Linked DNA regions of Mus musculus: region 1 is linked to region 2. A link is a loop called in an ENCODE intact Hi-C map of the cell type or tissue named here. Cell type or tissue: heart. All regions are shown on one strand. Links, peaks and the distances in the headings refer to the core of each region. The heading gives the core; the rest is flanking DNA.

Evidence for each region. A loop is a pair of places that touch in the nucleus more often than their neighbours do. Peaks named below come from ENCODE experiments on the same cell type or tissue, not always from the same donor. Only the 100,000 strongest peaks of a DNase experiment are listed, where the experiment ranks them.
Region 1: it touches region 2 in a loop (2.5-fold over the local background); 1 of 42 quality-filtered maps calls a loop at or near these places.

What each region holds. Positions count from the first base shown.
Region 1 is chr4:155,808,205-155,817,270 of GRCm38, reverse strand. It overlaps Ccnl2 (cyclin L2), which reads right to left and starts at 4,782. Exons shown (of 11, transcript NM_207678.1): 1 at 4,462-4,782; 2 at 4,029-4,103; 3 at 3,703-3,812; 4 at 1,908-2,028. The coding sequence starts at 4,743. It overlaps Mrpl20 (mitochondrial ribosomal protein L20), which reads right to left. Exons shown (of 5, transcript NM_025570.3): 5 at 8,440-8,792. The coding sequence ends at 8,619. In heart, for the core only: no CTCF peak of the experiment used is centred there; DNase peaks (open chromatin) are centred at 4,250 and 4,880; H3K4me3 peaks cover 2,807 bases; H3K27ac peaks cover 2,361 bases.
Region 2 is chr4:155,947,625-155,956,690 of GRCm38, reverse strand. It overlaps Ube2j2 (ubiquitin-conjugating enzyme E2J 2), which reads right to left. Exons shown (of 8, transcript NM_021402.6): 3 at 7,554-7,684; 4 at 5,179-5,219; 5 at 1,355-1,457; 6 at 1,131-1,269; 7 at 243-323. Among named protein-coding and RNA genes, the nearest start is that of Ube2j2, 8.3 kb to the right of the region's middle. In heart, for the core only: no CTCF peak of the experiment used is centred there; no DNase peak of the experiment used is centred there.

The DNA of each region.
Region 1 (9,066 bases), core at 2,924-6,923, 140 kb after region 2:
TAAACTCACTTGGGCTCAGCATGTGCTTAGACTTTTTCGGTTTATTTTAAGATAAAAGAATTCAGAATTCTTCCTGTTCTACCACAGAACATATCAAAGCCATTACTAAAGTAAGAGTCAAGCGACTGGACTAAGTTCTTAGGGGCTCAGTCAAGTCAGTAAAGTGCCTGCCTCATATTAAAATTCCCAGAATCCATATTAAGATGCTGGATGTGGCAGCTCACACTTTTTTTGTTTTGATTTGGTTTTTTTAAGATATGATGTCTCTGTGTAACAGAGCCCTGGCTGGCCTAGACTTGCTTTGTAGACAAGGCTAGCCTCAAACTCACAGTGATCCACCTGCTTCTGCCTTCCAAGTGCTGGGATTAAAGTTGAGTATCACAAAACCTAGCAGTGACTCACTGTGGTTGTTTTTTAATTTATTGTTATTTTATGCGCATTGGTGTTTTGCCTGTGCTAATGTGAGGTTCCCTGGCATTGGAGTTGCAGACAGCTGTGAGCTGTCATGTGGGTGCTGGAAACTGAACCCCGATCCACTGAAAGAGCAGCCAGTCCTCTTCACAGCTGAGCCATCTCTCCAGCCCCAAGTGACTCACATTTTTAATCCCACAACTGGGGAAGTAGAGGGGCTCATTGGCCAGCCAGTCTAACCTAATTGGTGAGGTCCAGGCCAACGAGAGCAGCCGTCTCAGGAGCAAGTATCCCTGGAAGTTTTCCTCTGGACTCCAAAATGTACTTCCACACACATGCACTTAAAATTTTTACTGTTAAGAAAAATGTAGATGGAGCTAGAGATGACTCAATGGTTAAGAGCAAGTATCAGCAATTCCAGAGGTCCTGAGTTTTATTCCCAGCAACCACACCATAGCTCACAACCATGGGATACGATTCCCTATTCTGGTGGGCATGAAGAGTATCCATATACTTAAAATTTGTAAATAAATCTAAGGAAAAAGAAAAAGAAAGAGAAAAAGAAAGAGAAAAAGAAAGAGAAAAAGAGAAAGAAAGAAAGAAAGAAAGAAAGAAAGAAAGAAAGAAAGAAAGAAAGAAAGAAAGAAAGAAAGAAAGAAAGGGAAGGGAAAGGAAAAGAAAGAAAAAAGGAAGGAAGGAAGGAAGGAAAGAAGGAAGGAAGGAAGGAAGGAAGGAGAGAGACAAAAAAAGTAGGCTTAAAAACAATTGGTTTTTTTTTTTGTTTGTTTTTATCTTTTGGTTTTTCGAGACAGGGTTTTTTTTTGTTGTTGTTGTTGTTCTTTTGAGACAGGGTTTCTCTGTGTAGCCCTGGCTGTCCTGGCACTCACTCTGTAGACCAGGCTGGCCTCGAACTCAGAAATCCGCCTGCCTCTGCCTCCCGAGTGCTGGGATTAAAGGTGTGCGCCACCATGGCCCAGTGTTGCTCTGTTTTTAATCTATCTATCTAATCTATCTGAGACAGAGTTCCACTACCTAGCCTTGTTGGCCCTGGAACTCACCATGTAGTCCAGGCTGGCCTTGAACTCAGAAGAGCTTCCTGCCTCAACCTCCCAAGTGCTAGGATTAAACCACTCAAGGCTGAGCCCTGTATATTTTTGAGATGAGGTCTCATGTAGTGAAGGCTGGCTTCCTACTTGAAATGAAGCTGAAAACTTCCAAACCAGGCAAGAAAAATGTATGTTTATGAATTACACTTCAAATTTTACCACTGATTTTGAAAGCTGAAATCTAAAAGACACCATTTCAAACACTCTTATATTGCTAAAAATAACAATTATAAAAAGTTGATAAATAAAGGACTAATTTTAAGTTCTAGACATAAACAAGAAAACCAAGAGGGGGAACCGTTCAGTACGTTTCAAGGCCTTCACTCCTGCACACAGTAGAAGTCAGCTCAAGTGTGACTTGGGTGGCTGCAGGTGCCAGGCCAAACCCACCTTGTGAGGGTGCTTCACATGGACACAAAAGCCCAACTCCTTGAGAACCCGTCTCTCTGCCTTTATAATCTGGTTCTTTAGGTTAACATACTCTTGATCAAGCACCAGAGGCACGGGCTTCCTGCAGGGAAGGCAAAGAGTAATATGCTCTGTACCAGGGTTGATCAAAACCTTTTAGATTCCACAATTATTTCCAAGCGATACATACCACAGCACCAGAAAGCTACAAATGACATTTCCTGTAACAAAATTTTAGAAGTCCTCAAACCTACATACACTTATTACCCACCTGCCCCCCACCTTGACTTTACACATAAACAATATTCTAGCGTAACAACACACCTCCTGAATATGGTGGAGAGTCTGAGGATCTCTGCACAGTGCTATGACACTGTGTCAGAATTCAAGGCAAAAAGATCACCCTTTTCATGAGTTGTAAACTGCAGAACCAACACAGCACAATAAAGTCATCCCTTGGTACACACTGGTGCTGGGGTAATGACAATTTTCACCTAATACTAATACCCATGAATGTTTAAGCACCTTACGCAAAGTGGTGGACTATCCCCACAGCCTCTTCACACTTCACATCGTATTTGGATACTTTATACCTATTACACTGGAAATGTTGTTGAAGGGACAGTGACAAGGAAGTCTAATCATGTTCAACACAAAAACTATTCCACCTCATACTCTCCCAGTCTCTCACCCCGAACACTAATATTTTCAAGAGTTAGTTGAACTCTTGAATGAGAAACCTGCAGATAGACTACAAAAAGAGAGACATGGTCAAGTCTCAAAGGGTTTGTTAAGCTGGGCACGATAGTACAGTCCCCTAAGCCCAGCATTCTGGAGCCAGAGACAAGACCATCTGTATGAGTGAGACCAGCTTGGTCTACAGAAGGCTCAAAGACTGTTGAGGCTCATAGCCAAGACTGTTTCAGAATAAAGCAAACACCAAAGGGCTCCTGTGAAGGAGCAGAAAGTCTGGGACAAGGTCTAGGTGCACTGCTATACTATTAGGGATATTTGTTTTCTGGTTCTGTTGGTCCGTGTGGATGTTTTAGCTGGGGGCTGCTGTAGTCAGTTGTCTCCTTCTCCTTCTACAACGTGGGACTTCAGTATCAAATCCAGGCTCTCAGGCTTGCCAACAGGTTCCTTAACTAACTAAACCATTTAATCAACCCAGTGTGTTTGTTCTTTAAATTTTGTACAACATTTGTTTGGTATGTGGGTTGTGCCTATGGAGGTCAGAGGACAACTTGCTGGAGTCAATTCTCCTCCTACCATGTTGATCCCAAAACTAAATACAGGTTGTCAGGCTTGGTGACAAATGTGGTTCACACACGTAAGGAAGATTTAGATGGGATTGCTAAGAGGTTAAGACTGCTACACAGCTAGACCAGATATCAAAAAAGACAGCTGTCTAGGGGTATTTCTGTTACAAATGGTTTCTGGCAAGGAAAGGCCAGGAATATTGATCGACATATTACAATGACACTAGAACAAAGAATGGCCAGTTCAGACACTAACAGCGCTGAGGGTGAGAACCAGGGACCTGGTGCTCAGAGGTTCTCAGCAGAACCATGGAACAAACAGGACAATAGGGTGGTGAGCTGATGTGGTCATACAGGAATTGTTTCAGCAGGGCTAGGACAGCCAGCTATCCTGGTTATTGTACCCCCCTACCAACTGCCCCAAGACAGCATCTAGGGCACATGCGAACAATCTACTGTAAATTCACAGGTTGGTATTAACAATGACAGACATTAGGACAGCTCTGCAAAGGACTCACTTTTTCTCTCTCAGATGCCGAAGGCGATGGAATACATTGATGACATCCCTGATTCGTCTCGGAGCCTCTTCTATTTTGGAAGCCAGGTGAACACAAGCCATGGACACATGCTGAAATGTACATTGTGACACGGGTGTTTTTCCCCCCAACTTGAGAACCTTCCAAGGCATTAAAACTATTAGAAACAACCAGAAGATACAGAGACAGACAGGCCTCTAGGGAAAGAGCTGTGTAGACTTTGCAGGACAGAATTCAGCTAAGCACTGGGCAGAACAGGCCAGGTTTCATCCCAATTCATTTCTCCGAGAAAACAGAAAGAAGCCTACCTCCATGGAATGTTTCACGAAGGACTTAGTGTAAAAGAACCGCTGGAACAGCACCTGCCCTGTAGCCATGGCCACCTAGGGACAGAGAGGGTTCCATCACGTTTGAATGCAGGACTCACGCTTGTCCCGGCTACAATGTCTTGTGTGATTTCCCCCCAGGACAAATAGCCACGACAGTTTCCATTTCCCCCAAAGGGTTTGGGTCTCGCGAGGCTTTCTTGGGGGTAAAAGGGCTTCGGCTCCGGCGGAGGGGGAAGGGGAAGGGGAAGGGATGGCGGGTGCGGGTTATTTCAAGGCTGCGGAGCGCACAGGCTCGGACCTCGTCGCCTGGGTCCGGTGAGCTCCGGGCCGGGGGCCGGGACGACAACAAAGGCCCGGCCCTCGGCCCTCGGCCGGCGAACGGCCCCTGCAGAGCTCGCGGCCCGGCCCTTACCTGCGGCAGGCGGAGCAGGATGCCGGCTGCCTGGATGAGCTCGCAGCCCACGACGCGGAGTCCCGTCTCCGTATCGACGTCGAGGCCGCTCGACATGGACGGCGTGAAGCGGAGCTTGTCGTCGGGCAGCAGGCAGTTTTCCAAGGTGATGAGCACGCCCGAGTAGAGCCTGTCGCCGATCAGCACCCCCTGAGACCCCGGGGCCGCTCCCGCCGAGCCGGAAGAGCAGGCCGCCGACGCCGGAGCCATCAACCCCGCAGCCCCGGCCGCCGCCGCCGCCATTTTGTGCCGCCGACTCTTCTCGGGCCCTTCCCGTCAGGGCGGCTGCTCGAGACGATCGTGGCCGCCCCGCCCCGCCCCCTCCCATTGGCTGAACGTCACCGCTGTCTCGACGCCGTTGGCCGTACGACCAGTCCGTCAGTGTCGCGTCAGGCACCGACGCCGGAAGCACCCACGGGTGGGGCTGCTCGTTACCCACTTGGCTCCGCGGCCTGGCCCGAACCGGAACTCCTGCCTGGCAAAAGGGGTTCTAGAAGGGCGCCTTTCTTTGGGGGTTGGGACAGAACAACTTTTCTCCCACAGTCCCACGTGCACGACGTTACACCGCGACTTAGTTCGGAGTCTTTAGTTCTCAGCCCTCCCTTCCGTCCTCGGGCTCTGGAACAGCTGTGGGGTGGATCTGCCAGCATTAAAAGGGCAGATGTGCCTTTAATCCCAGCACTTAGGCAGGCGGATCTGTGTGGGTTCAAGGTCAGCCTTCTCTCTACAGCTAGAGTTCCAGGACAGCCATGGCTGAGAAACTTTGTCGCAAAAATAAATAAAATACTAAACAAAAAAGTGCAGATGAAGGGTCTGGAGAGATGGCTCAGCAGTTCAGAGAACTGACTGCTCTTGCAGAGGTCCTGAGTTCCAGCTACGACATCATGGCTTGCAGCCATCTATCTGTGATTGAATCTGATATCCTCTTCTCTCATTCAGGCACAAATGCAAACAGAGCACTCATATACACAATCTTTTCTTAAAGGGGACCCCCAATAATCTACTGCAGCAAATACAGGCCAAAAAAATGGCTTGGGGACCTTGAAGATCAAGGTGAAACGGCTTGTAGTAGACCCTACAGACAATATTAATATTCCTGACTCCAGTCCTGGCCTGCTTAGTTTCACCCAAAACAGTGCTGCTGCCACTACACAATAGATGTTTCCTGTCACTGCTCAGTTATCTCAAGCTTTTGATAAGATTTCAGCCAGGTTCGGTGAAACGGAAAATTGGGAGGACATGGGAGTTTAAGGAGATCCCTGTATAACTCTGATTCAGGTATGGTGAACAGCCAACAAGGTTGCCAAAAGTCAGTATTCCATAGTCCAGCTGTAGTGGGGTGATTGGATTCCACTCCTAAGCAGACCCCACAAAGATCTCATCAGTCCTCTCACTGTAATGGCCACGCTGCTACTGTCTGTCCGTCTGTCCCACCCCTAGGCTGCAGCTCTAAAGTAGGCACAATTGTCATTGCCTGGTCTGCCCATTCCCTAAGCTGAAACTGAACCAAGAATTAGAAAAGACTGTTGGCTCTAGTCACTCAACCCAGACTCTGGTTCTAGAGATGACTATTACATCCATCAGGAAGAGAAACCTATATTGGAGAGGGATGCTTGGTTACAACTCAACAGTGATTTGCAGTATCTTGTCTTTTTTGTGTGAAGTAGAAAACAAAGCTCAGTGATGGGGCCACATGGATGTGTATCTTCTCCAATATCAATAGCAAGTGGCTAATGAGTAATATATGTGCAACATTCTGGCAAAGTGTTAAGCATATTGTATGCAAGACACCAACCTAGTACAGTGACGTTTAGGCTGATGAAAAAGTCAAAAAAGCCTTGTAGGAATCCTCAGGAAAGAGAAGCCAAACTTAAGCTTGCCTGCAGTGGTGAGAGGACAGATCTTTAGGGACTGGGAACATTACGGAGTTGTAAGCTTCTGTAGTATGTGTGAAGCCTTGTGTTTAGTACCCTGAATCCCAGAAACTAGACATGGCCAGTACATACCTATAATCCCAGCACGTGAGAAGTAGAGGCAGGAAATCAGGAACTTAGAATCACTCTTGAGGTACGTGAAATTGTCAAAAGCAACACAAATTATAGGAGGGAAATTAGGACTTGATAAGTTATATATTGTGCTAGAAGTGTGCATTGAGTCTGAGGGAAGAGCTCAGAATGACTCGTAAGCAACTGATGGCCTAAGATGAGGAATGGTGTCACTATAATCCAGCATGGTTCCAACTGGAGGCAGAGACAGGCATTTATGGCTTCTGGAGCAAAGGGCTCAACAAAGTAGACGTGGGCCTTTCTTTTATAAATGTGACTGGCAATTAAGAATTTCCCCAAAGATAAAACATTTAATCATGAAGAAGAAACTAGTCCAGACAAAGAATGCTCTTAAAGGAAGCAAAACACTCCATCCAGCAGGTAAACTTTTTAAGATACAAGTAGCTAGGCATGGTGGCATATGCCTATAATCCCAACACTCAGGACGCAGAGGCAGGCTGAGTGCAAAAGTAGCCTGATCTGGATACTCTGTGTGTGTGTGTGTGTGTGTGTGTGTGTGTGTGTGTGTGTGTGTTTAAAGGTTAATAAACCTGGGCAGTGGTGGCGCACGCCTTTAATCCCAGCACTTGGGAGGCAGAGGCAGACGGATTTCTGAGTTCAAGGCCAGCCTGGTCTACAAAGTGAGTTCCAGGACAGCCAGGGCTACACAGAGAAACCCTGTCTCGAAAAACCAAAAAAAAAAAAAAAAAAAAAAAAAAAAGGTTAATACAATAACTTCAGGATGTTTCTGAAACTGACATGGTTTATTAGGTACCCTCCCCAAGCATGTCATGTAAGAACTATTAAGGGACTCTCAAACAAGCCAAGGTGCTTGGAAGAGATACTCTTGAACCCACGGGACTACCTGTAAGCTTGCAGTGCACTTCAGTTTTCAATCTGTGGTGTGCTTTTGGGTCATTTCTGCTCTCTTAAATAATCCTGATAAACTCACCAATTGGACCTAAGTAGTATCCTTACTTTGGTCAGTCAATGGTTCCCTCTCTGAGGTGAGTACCTTTTTGTTCACATCTCAGGAATACTGTCTTAGCTAGAAGAGAGAATAGAATAAGTCAAGGAAAAGGGTTATTGTCAGCGTCTGCTGGGTTTTGTTTCCAGGAAATGGCTTTGGTGAGAGTTACTAGGGTGAGATCAAATGTAGACCAATTATGGGAAGCAAGCAGTGGACACAAGAATGAAGGTAAGGGAGTACAAACTATAGAATTTGATGGAGGCATGGAAATTAGGTGTTTAAGAGATGGCAGTCTTTGGGTGAAGCAGGACCCCAAGAGGACAAGGGACAGACCTAACCTTATAACACTATATAACATTATAACATTATATTCTACAGGAGGAAGAAAGAGTCTACATCATACAGCATCATCAATAGAGCAGCTGAGGTGCTGCTGCTAACAAAGACTGTCCAGAATTCATTCCTTAACCTTACAGAGCAGTCTTGTGAAAAGGCCTAGCTACATAACATAAGTTTAAAAGTGCCCCCCAGCCCACTCTGAAGCTGGCCATCCTTTCAACTGAGACCAAGAGCATCATGTTTCTGATAATGAGACATATTCTTCTGATGTGTACCCAACTGGAAGCATGGAAAGAGAAGGAAAGCAGCTAGTGGCTCAACTGCTGATTCCCTGGGCCCATGCCACACACAAGGAAAAGACCAAAAGAGGTTAAATGTTTACAGTACTTAAGGCAGACCAGACAACTTGGAGGAGGGTTGATATAGGACCCCTACCTTAAAAGGAAAAGCAACATGAGAGCTGAAGCCTGCTACCCCCACTCAGCCTTTCCTGCCACAGGCAGCCAGTGATGGCAAGTCTATGGGCAGTAACAAGCTTTATATCCCTAAAGGGGGATTACTTGATGCCAGGAAATAACTCACAAGTTCAACACTGCAAAGGCTTTATTTATACAATCTTTACAGGACAGTTTGGGGCCGTGTCACTGAATAAAGACCTGTCGTCTCAGGCCTGTTGCTAAAATGTAAATAAATACAAATCAGACTTACTGGTGACAGTCCTTTTGGTCCTATCTTGTTTATAACAGTCTATAGCACTGCAGCCTTCAGTGGTACTGCACCACTCTGGAAAAGATACCTTCAGGCTCCTTTCCATCCCCCAAAGCTGCAGCAAATCCCTCCTGCTGCCTCCGCTTAGCCAATGCAGCCAAAGATTTAAACGTCTTTGGTTCATAGATGGCCAGGTCCACAAGAACTTTCCTGTTGAGCTCCACCTGGCACTGGAAAGACAAAGAACCACAGCCTATAATAAGCATCAGAAACCACTTGAGAACACTAGGTGTGGTGGTACATGCCTTTATTTCCAGCACCATAGAACCTGTAAGTTCCAGGCCTGCTAAAAAATACCCTGTTTCAAAAAGTAACAATAACCAACAAAAAGAAACTACTTCAATAGAATACAGCAGATGCTATGTTGGAACAGACAGGAGGATACAGCCACAAGACATCTACTGAGTCTAGAGTAGCCAGCCAACATTCTACTAGTGTGGAACA
Region 2 (9,066 bases), core at 1,745-5,744:
GCACTATAGGGTCCTGGAGAAGAGCTAGCTCTGTCACCCAATAGTGTGTGCATCTGGAAGCATGACCAGTACTGAGCCTTCTACATCCTCCAGCAACAAGGAGGGCCTGCAATCCCACTACAACACCTACAGGAACACAGCAGTAAGCACACAAACACAGCTTCTCTTTGGAAACAATTATATCTGAAAGTGTTTTTAACATAAAGGAAGACAAAACTAAGTTCCCACTTTTGCCTTCTTACCTCCACAACTTCAGGAAATAATTCACAAAAGACTTTATCTTTTAAATTAAACACTAGACTCTGTGCTGCCAGCTGTTTTTTCTAGGAAGAAAGAGAAGGGAATTATCAGCCAAAAAGCTAATTTTAATTTGTTTGTTTTTTTTGAGACAGAATTTGTCTATATAGACCTGGCTATCATCAAACTCAAGAAATCTACCTGCCTCTGCCTCCTGAGTGCTGGGATTAAAGGCATGAGCCAGCATTGCCCAGCCAACTTAAAAACAAACCTAAAAAAGAGCTGAATATGGTGGTGCACACCTGCAATCCCAACATGTAGGAGGCTGAGATTCAATGCCAGCCTATTCTACATAGGTGAGCTCCATACACCCTATGCTAATAATGAGATCCTAATGGCAAAGCAAAACAAAATCTCAAAACAGACTTGTGTAATCAATATTATAGAAAACATCTAAAATGCTCCTCCCCCCCCCCCCGCAAAAAAAATTAGTCTTATGAAGGCTTACTTATATTTTGTTATCAATTAACATTAAACATGGTAAATAAACATTAGAGAAATAAAACAAGCAGGAAACATGTTCTGTGTCCCACATCAAGCCTTACAAAGTCTCCTGAGGAGTACAGGAATATCAGTGATGCTTAGCAAAAAAACAAAAGCAGAGTTGGAGACAGAATTGGACAGTGAGGCCAGGAGCCATGGTGTGAGGCAGCCAAAGCAGAGATATTTCTACAGTGTGGCCAGGAACAGGGAACTGGTTGGCGGGAGACCCATACAGCCTCCATCTGCTCAAGAGGAAAACTGTTCCATGTCTCAGGACAGAATCAGCCCAGGATGAAAGGTTGGAGGCCACAGTGCCACAAAACCCTGGGCGAGGCGCTACCACACCTCACCGTGAAGTCCGACGTCTCTATGCTCCCCAGGGTGGGGCCTTTCTCCACCATAAAGCTCAGGAGCCCTGTTAGAATGGTGGAGACGGACCACGCTGGATTCCATGTATCTGGGTGGAAATCTGTGATGGAGAGACACAGCCTGAAAGAAAGTGATTTTGTAAGCAAGAATGCACACTTCCCACGAGCACAGACAGCTCAAAGCATTGCATCACCAGGAAGCTTACCTTGTGTTGCACTTAAATCTTCCATTGGGGGTTATCATGTAAATACTAGGAGGCTTAAATGGAAATTCTCTGGGAAAAATTAGTTTTCCATGATAATAGCCACCTACACCAAAAGAAAAAAAAAAGTATTAGCCTTGTCAACATCTAATGTAACTTGGTCTCCTCCTGTCCTCTCCCTATGCTGGCTCGCAAGCTTAACCAACTATTGACTTTATTCTCCAGGGCTTGCACTACTGTCCAACACTTCAGCCTGTCCCCCAGTATCTGACTCCCCATCTATTACACCTGTACTCACAGGAGACTATAATTATCACTTGTCCCACTACAGCTATAGAACAACCCTTTTCTCTCCATCTTCATGTTCCTCCCTTACTGAGAACTCCATCGTCAGAAGACAACTACAGTTGCTTCAGATCTCTGCCTCTTCCACGACTTCGTTTGGTTCCTAGCAAATACATTTCTTTTTCTTTTTTTTTTTAAAGATTTATTTATTATTATATGTAAGTACACTGTAGCTGTCTTCAGACACTCCAGAAGAGGGCGTCAGATCTCATTACAGATGGTTGTGAGCCACCATGTGGTTGCTGGGATTTGAACTCAGGACCTCTGGAAGAGCCGTCGGTGCTCTTACCCACTGAGCCATCTCTCCAGCCCGCAAGTACATTTCTAACACAAGCATTTATCTGCAGGGATGAAAAGAAGCACCCACTTGCATTTCAAAGAAGAGGACCACAAGAATGGATGTCAGGCAAGAGCTTGGTGAAATCTACACGACACAGCACAGTGCAAATCAGGTAAGAATACTGGATGCCACCGGGTATCAGAGAACGACTTACAGAACACAAATGAGGGCTGAAGAGGTGAATCAGGAACTAAGAACCAGCTATGCAAGCATTAAAGTCAGAGTCTGCATTCTAGAACCCACAGAACAAGATGGTATGCGTGCAACTTCAGCAATGAAGGCTGCTAGTCTAGCAGAAAGATTACAATCCCAGGTTCAGGGAAACCCTTCCTCAAATGGAACAGAGAGACCTGACAACCTGCTCTAGCTTCTTCACATACTTGAGCACACCAGCACACACACGTGCCCACACCCACAGTGCAATGTGATTCTTTGTGTATAAATACACATCACTTATTGTTTGGTTATTATGGTGGTAATTAGACCTGGAGCCTTTTGCACATGCTAAGCAAGACGTCTACCGCTGAGATACATCCCTAACTTAAACACAGGTCACATTACAAAGGACACTCAGTGTTTATAGGTGGCCAAAGGCCTCACCTTTAAAGTCTGAGGAATATTTTTACCAAATAAGCACAGCAACACAGACCTCCCTAAAATCAACGCGCAGTTCTCGCCGTGGGACAGAGTCGGCAACAGGTCCTTCCCTCTACAAGCAAGAAGAGCACAAAGAGAGTCCCGGAGGGGCGGGCCACAAGCATAACCATGGCCCAAGTCTAGGAACGACACCCAGAGAACACAGAACCATCAACGCCTTTGGGGTTAAAACAAAAAAAAAAGGAATCCACTTTAGGTTCTTTGTCCTTTCATGTAAAGTTTAAAGCGAGCCTTTAACATTACTAAAACATGAATAGGGTCACAGTAAATCCACAATTAGTGATACATTTTTAGCAAATTTTCCATAGGAAGTCAATTTTGTATTCTTGGGATAGGTGCGTCCAAGAGCACTAGATATAGAACTGCCATAGAGCTCAGGACAAAAATGTGGAATTACAGAGGAGCCACTAGGAAGGCAGGGAGGAAGGGACAGAATAGCTCAAAAACCAAGGAGCACATCAGAAAAGCAGTCATCAACAGCAACATATACCAGAGGACAAGAAACTGAGGACTGAGCCAAGCTCTTGACCATGACAAGGATTCCTTACACACCCTGAGAGAATGTTATCTACCTACCAAAGGTTAGTCCTTGGTAGGTATAGATAACATTGGGTAGGGACAGCTGAGGAGATGCAGAAAAGAGATTCAGGAAACTGTCAGCCTGAGGACATACCCACAGGTGACACAGAAGAGGATAAAAAGATGGGAGAATAGGAAGTACACCAGCATTGACAGCTAAGACACTAGAGTTATAGATTAGGAAACAGGCCAGGGTTGAGTTGGCAAGATCTGGCAGTCTCCAAGGTTCTCTGCTTATACATCTTTCAGAGCCACCCTCTCTAGCCCATCGCCACATCAGCAAACCTTAGTTAGTCTGGTGCTACTAGAGATCTTATCTTGTCACACAGTGGTTAAATGCTATTTCAAATTTAAAAGCAGGCTGGAGAGATGGCTCAGCAGTTAAGAGTACCTACTGAAGGAAAAAAAGAGAAAAGAGTATCTATTGCTTTTGCAAAGGACCTGGGTTTGATTCCAAGCACCCATATCGCTATTCAAAACTATCTATAACTCTAGCTACAGAGAACCCATCACCTCTGCTGACCTCTGCACAAACAGTGCCACATACACACACTTATGTGTACATACACACATACAGAAATTTATCTAAAAATTAAAAACAAAACCCAAAATAACTTCAAAACTCAAAATAGTAGCCACAGTCTCCCACTAGAGATAGATAACCATGACTCATTTCTATATATGCGTGCATGTCAAATACAAAGTGTTTTATATTATTTTCATCAATTATTTGGAAGCCCATCTGTCTCTTAGAGACTGACAGAAAGAAATTCAAGGACTCCAGGAGATACATGGCCTGTTTGCCTCCCTCCCTGCTGCTATGGGGCACAAGTAAGTTCTGGTGTCAGCACCATCATCATGACAGACACACACAGACAGGCAGACAGGCAGACAGACACACCCAGCCCCCGTGGACTCATTCTCCAGAACAAATTACCCCAACACTTGGGTTCCTGGACCAAAGAAGAACCCGTTAAAGAAGAATCAGCCAAACAACCTGGAAGAGTTTGCCCTTTTTATTCTCAATCACCCAAGCACTGAACCAAACATTCCAAGCAGCCGTTTTTTTTTTCTTTTATGTTTGTGCTGAGAATGGAACCCAGAGCCCCACAGACCATCTCAGTCCTCCACAAGGTTCCCACTAGGTGAAGGCCTGCTACAGTTGCCATGTGAAGTTCGGCTGATGGCTGGAAGCAGAGGCACTACCCATCTGGCCAGTGCTCTGCCCTGGGCTTGCATAGAGACGTCAGCCTTGCCGTAAGAGCCTAGACACCACTGACAGTTTCAAGAACTGATTTATTAAAATCACTGAGAACCTCGCTAGTGGCAGCTGGTAACCTGAGGGATCAGGCCACCATGTCAACACTGAAAAGCAATAAAGAGAAGTGAGACCCTGATAGGTCCTATAAAGACCCCTAGGACCTTCCTTAGCATCACTCCTCTGTTTGGCTTAGAGACTAATCTGACATTAAAAAGTATCTAGCAAAACTTTATCTCCGCTTTGTTTGGCCTTAGAAACAGAAGAACGTCTTACTATTTATCCTGGGCTGGAGAGATGGCTCAGCAGTTAAGAGCACTCTTTTCTTGCAAAAGCACCCAGGTTCAATTCCCAGCAACTCCATGGTAGATCACAATCATCTAGAACTCCAGATACTGACCCCCTTTTCTGTGGGCTCCAGGTACATACATGGTACACAAGCAAATACCCATATACATTAAAAAAAAAAACTTTCTCCACTTCTAACCAACATAAGAGGCTGGGGAAATGCAGATGGTTACAAGCAGTCCGACAAAACCAAAACGAGCAAACATGATGTCTAGGACGAGATTCAAGTAACTAATGTGGCTGCTCGTGACCAGAACACACAGGCTGCCATTCACATGGAAATTCAGATTTTCTACTAACCTTCATAAGGAGTCATCTCAGGGCCTCGGACAACATAATGCCTAACGGAGAGAGAGAGAAGGAAATTACTTGATTTGTGTACCATAAATTCTCTAAAACTACAGAATTCTCACAAAAGGTCTGGCACTACAGTTTGGGGCAATGCCCACAACCCTAATAAAAAGAGAGCAAAGACCTCCTAGCTCACGCTGAATCCTTCTCTCCCGGGAGTTTGGTGTTCAGTGGGTGGCAGACGCTAAGGCCATTCAAACAGAGCCCGTGTGTGGAGAATCTCTATGTACTGTGTGGAAGCATCGCCTGTCAATAAAAAGTCTATGGCCAACGAGCTGAGGCAGGGAATAGGAGGTGAGAGTTCCCAGAGAGGGAAATTCTGGGAAAGAGCCAGGCAGAGTAGATTTGCCCCAACACTGGAGGAGACAGGTGCATAAACCTGAGAAGTATCTAACCAGTAGAAGAACTTAGACTAGAATAAACTGGATTACTGAGATACGAGCTAGTTAGGGAACAGAGCCAGGACTATTGGCCTAGGCATTTATTCAAATAGAGCTCAGTTTCAGAGTCATTATTTCTGGGAACAAAGAGGCTACTGGGCACTAAGTGCCTAATGAGCTTCTTCAGTGACTTATCCCATGTGCTGTCCACTCTTAGCTTTGGGGAACTGAGTGTGCTTGGAGCAAATGCCCAGGGTCAAGAATGTACTTGCTTCTGTCTGCACGCCTATGAACTCCACCCCACATAGCTCTTCTCCTTTGTTGCTTTTCGTTCTAGCAAATCTTTTTGTTTGTTTGTTTGGTTGCTTGGTTGGTTTTTCGAGACAGGGTTTCTCTATATAGCCCTGGCTGTCCTGGAACTCACTTTGTAGACCAGGCTGGCCTCGAACTCAGAAATCCGCCTGCCTCTGCCTCCTGAGTGCTGGGATCAAAGGCGTGCGCCACCACCGCCCGGCTCGTTCTAGCAAATCTTAAGTGCGAGTTGGTGAGATGGATTAATGGGCAAAGGCACATACTGCCAATATGATGCCTAAGTTTGATTCCCAGGATTCTATAAGGTAGAAGGAGAGAACTGGCTCCCCAAACTGTTCTCTGACCTTCCCATATATGTGTTGGCACTTGTGTACCCACCCCACAAACACAATCAATGCAATAAAAAATTGATTTAATTTAAATCTCAAGCAAGTCCTTCTTAGCACACAATCAAATCAAAGGGTGGACTTAGAGACCTATAACCAGCACATGAAGATGAGCTCCACATACAACAAAGATATTCCCACTAACCAGGTAACCAGTGACCCAGCAATGAAACCTGCCCCCACATCAGCCAACTGCCTCCTAGGGACTACATCTAACTCTCATCTCTGGAACAGGGTTAGTTCTAATGCCACTGAAGAGGCCCCTCATGCATTTCTTCTATCAACATACAAACGCAAAACATTTCTTTTTAATTCAGGAAAAATTTTCCTCTGGATTTGGAAAATTATAAAAGTATTAAAAAATGTCTTAAATACAAACAAACAAAAAACAGGACCTCAGTACACTGTATTGGCTGGCCCAGAACTCAAGAGAGTTACGGGTCTCTGTCTCCTGAATGCTGAGATTAAAGGTATGTGCCACACCCAGTAAAAAATGCTTTCTGGTGAGTCAAATCTTGTATTTCATTTCTCAAAGCTGGTAATGAGCACTTCCACAGAGAACACGAAACCTCGTGACTCCTTCCACAGAGAACATGAAACCTCGTGACTCTATCCTTTTTGTTTGGTTTGGTTTGGTTGTTCAAGACAAGGTTTCTCGGTGTAGCTCTGGCTGTCTTAGAACTCACTCTGTAGGCCAGGCTAGTCTTGAACTCAGAGATTCAGAGATCTACCTGCCTCTGCCTCCCAAGTCCTGGGTTAATGTGTGCCACCATACCCAATGACTCCACACTTTTAATGGAGCAAAAGAGCTACCATGCACCAAATGTTTTTTATGACCTCTATCACGGTCAGTGCAAGAGTTAGGAGCGCTTGGCTTAGGCCAGAGTCAAGGGTTCATCGTATCAATGTTGCACTAATGTTCCCAGGCTATAGAGTGAATTCCCAATGTCAGAAAGCAAAATGCAGTCCAACCCTAATGCTCCTGAGCAACACGTGAGAGATTTATAAACTCAAAGTCCACGTAAGTACTACCTCAGGGTAGAAGATTTCTCCTTTTAGCCCTAGCCTAAGCCAAGCAGGACTCTATAATATTCTTGACATAGCACTCCCTGCAAAGCCCAGAGTATTGACAGGCCTCTCGAGTGTCCATCCACAGCTGAGGAGTTACAAGACTGCCTCTACCATGAGCAGGCCTAGCAGCTGGACCACTACAGGACCTGCGACAGAGTGACTACAGTAGTCTTACCATTCAAGAATATTTGAAGGGAGGGGCTCTGCACAGATGTAAGGCACTGGGTCTTTCTTAATTCGAAGGTAGTCCTGCTTCAACCTTTGTGTTGCTGTTGTTGGAGCTCTCTTATTGCTGTTATTGCTCATCTAGTCAAAAAAAAAAGAAAAAAAAGGCATCTCTATTTACAAAGAGCCAGACACATGATTTCCTTACTATGAACAGCTTCAGCAGTGAATGCCTCTACTTCCCTTTCTGCAGCCCACCAACCATCAAGTCCTTCCCTCAGTTCTTTGTCTATTGCCCCTACCACCACCACCACTTTCATACCTGTAACACGGAACCAAGCACCTAACACAGAGGCAAGGTAGAAAGAACCATGAAGCTACATTACGGTCCTCCAAGAATTTACATGGGACATTTCATTCAGGTGGGACCTGGGTCGGCGTACTGAAGCCAGCTTGCACAAGCTCCAGAGAGCGACCATTTACATCCTTTAAATCTGATCAGCAATGCCTCGATGGTGGACATTTCACAGCAGAAAATTAGTGAGTACCAGTGGCCCTTCTGGTCCTAGAGGCCTGTTACACATTATCATTGGTCACAAGTAACAATGGCAGGGGTAGATAGAGACAGTGTGAGGCTAAAGAAATGAAATAAGAACTTTCAGAAATCTAGCTGCATGGACTAGGCAGTGGAAAAGGCATATTTAGGGGGCTACATTGGTCATACGTCAAACAGGATTTAAACAAAATAAAGGACAAAGACAAGGGTAGCCAGAGAGGCAAGGCCAAACTTCCAGAATCCCAAGAGTTTTAGGCCTCACCTTAAGATACCTAGAACCTTCTATTAGGAAGGTCATTCTGGTGCCTCAGCATAGGGCAGCAGTGGCGGATACATCAGGGAGGGAAACCATGAAAATACTGAGAAGGGACTGGGGTATCTCAGTGAGCAGGAACAGTGCCTGCCAGACAAGACTGATGAGAGGTTGTCCCTCAGAACCCGCACGGCAGGAGAAGAACCGACTGCCCCAAGCTGTCTGTTGACCTTCACACAAGTGTCCGCAGACACGCACGCTCACTCATACACAAACATATGCATCCACAAACAATAAATAAATATAACTAAAAACTTTTAAAGAGACGAGACCAGCTGAATGTGGTGGTTCACATTTTTAATCATAGCACATGGGAGGCAGAGGCAGGCAGATCTGAGTTTGAGGCCAGCCTGGTCTACATAGGGAGACTCTTTCTCAAAGAGAGAGAGAGAGAGAGAGAGAGCGAGAGAGAGCGAGCGAGCGAGCGAAGACTGACTCAGACTCAGGCCCCTCAGCTACTCCAGAAGATAAGGACGGGCAGTGGTGCAGGGGCTGGGCCAACGTCACAGATTCACAAGAGCTCCTAATTGTTCTCTTTCCTCATCATTTAAGACAGAAACATACAAAAAAAATCTACACCTAAAAATAAAGTGTGAATACCACCAGTCTAAAATGATTGAGGGCCATTTGGGGATATACAAATTAGAAAAAAGG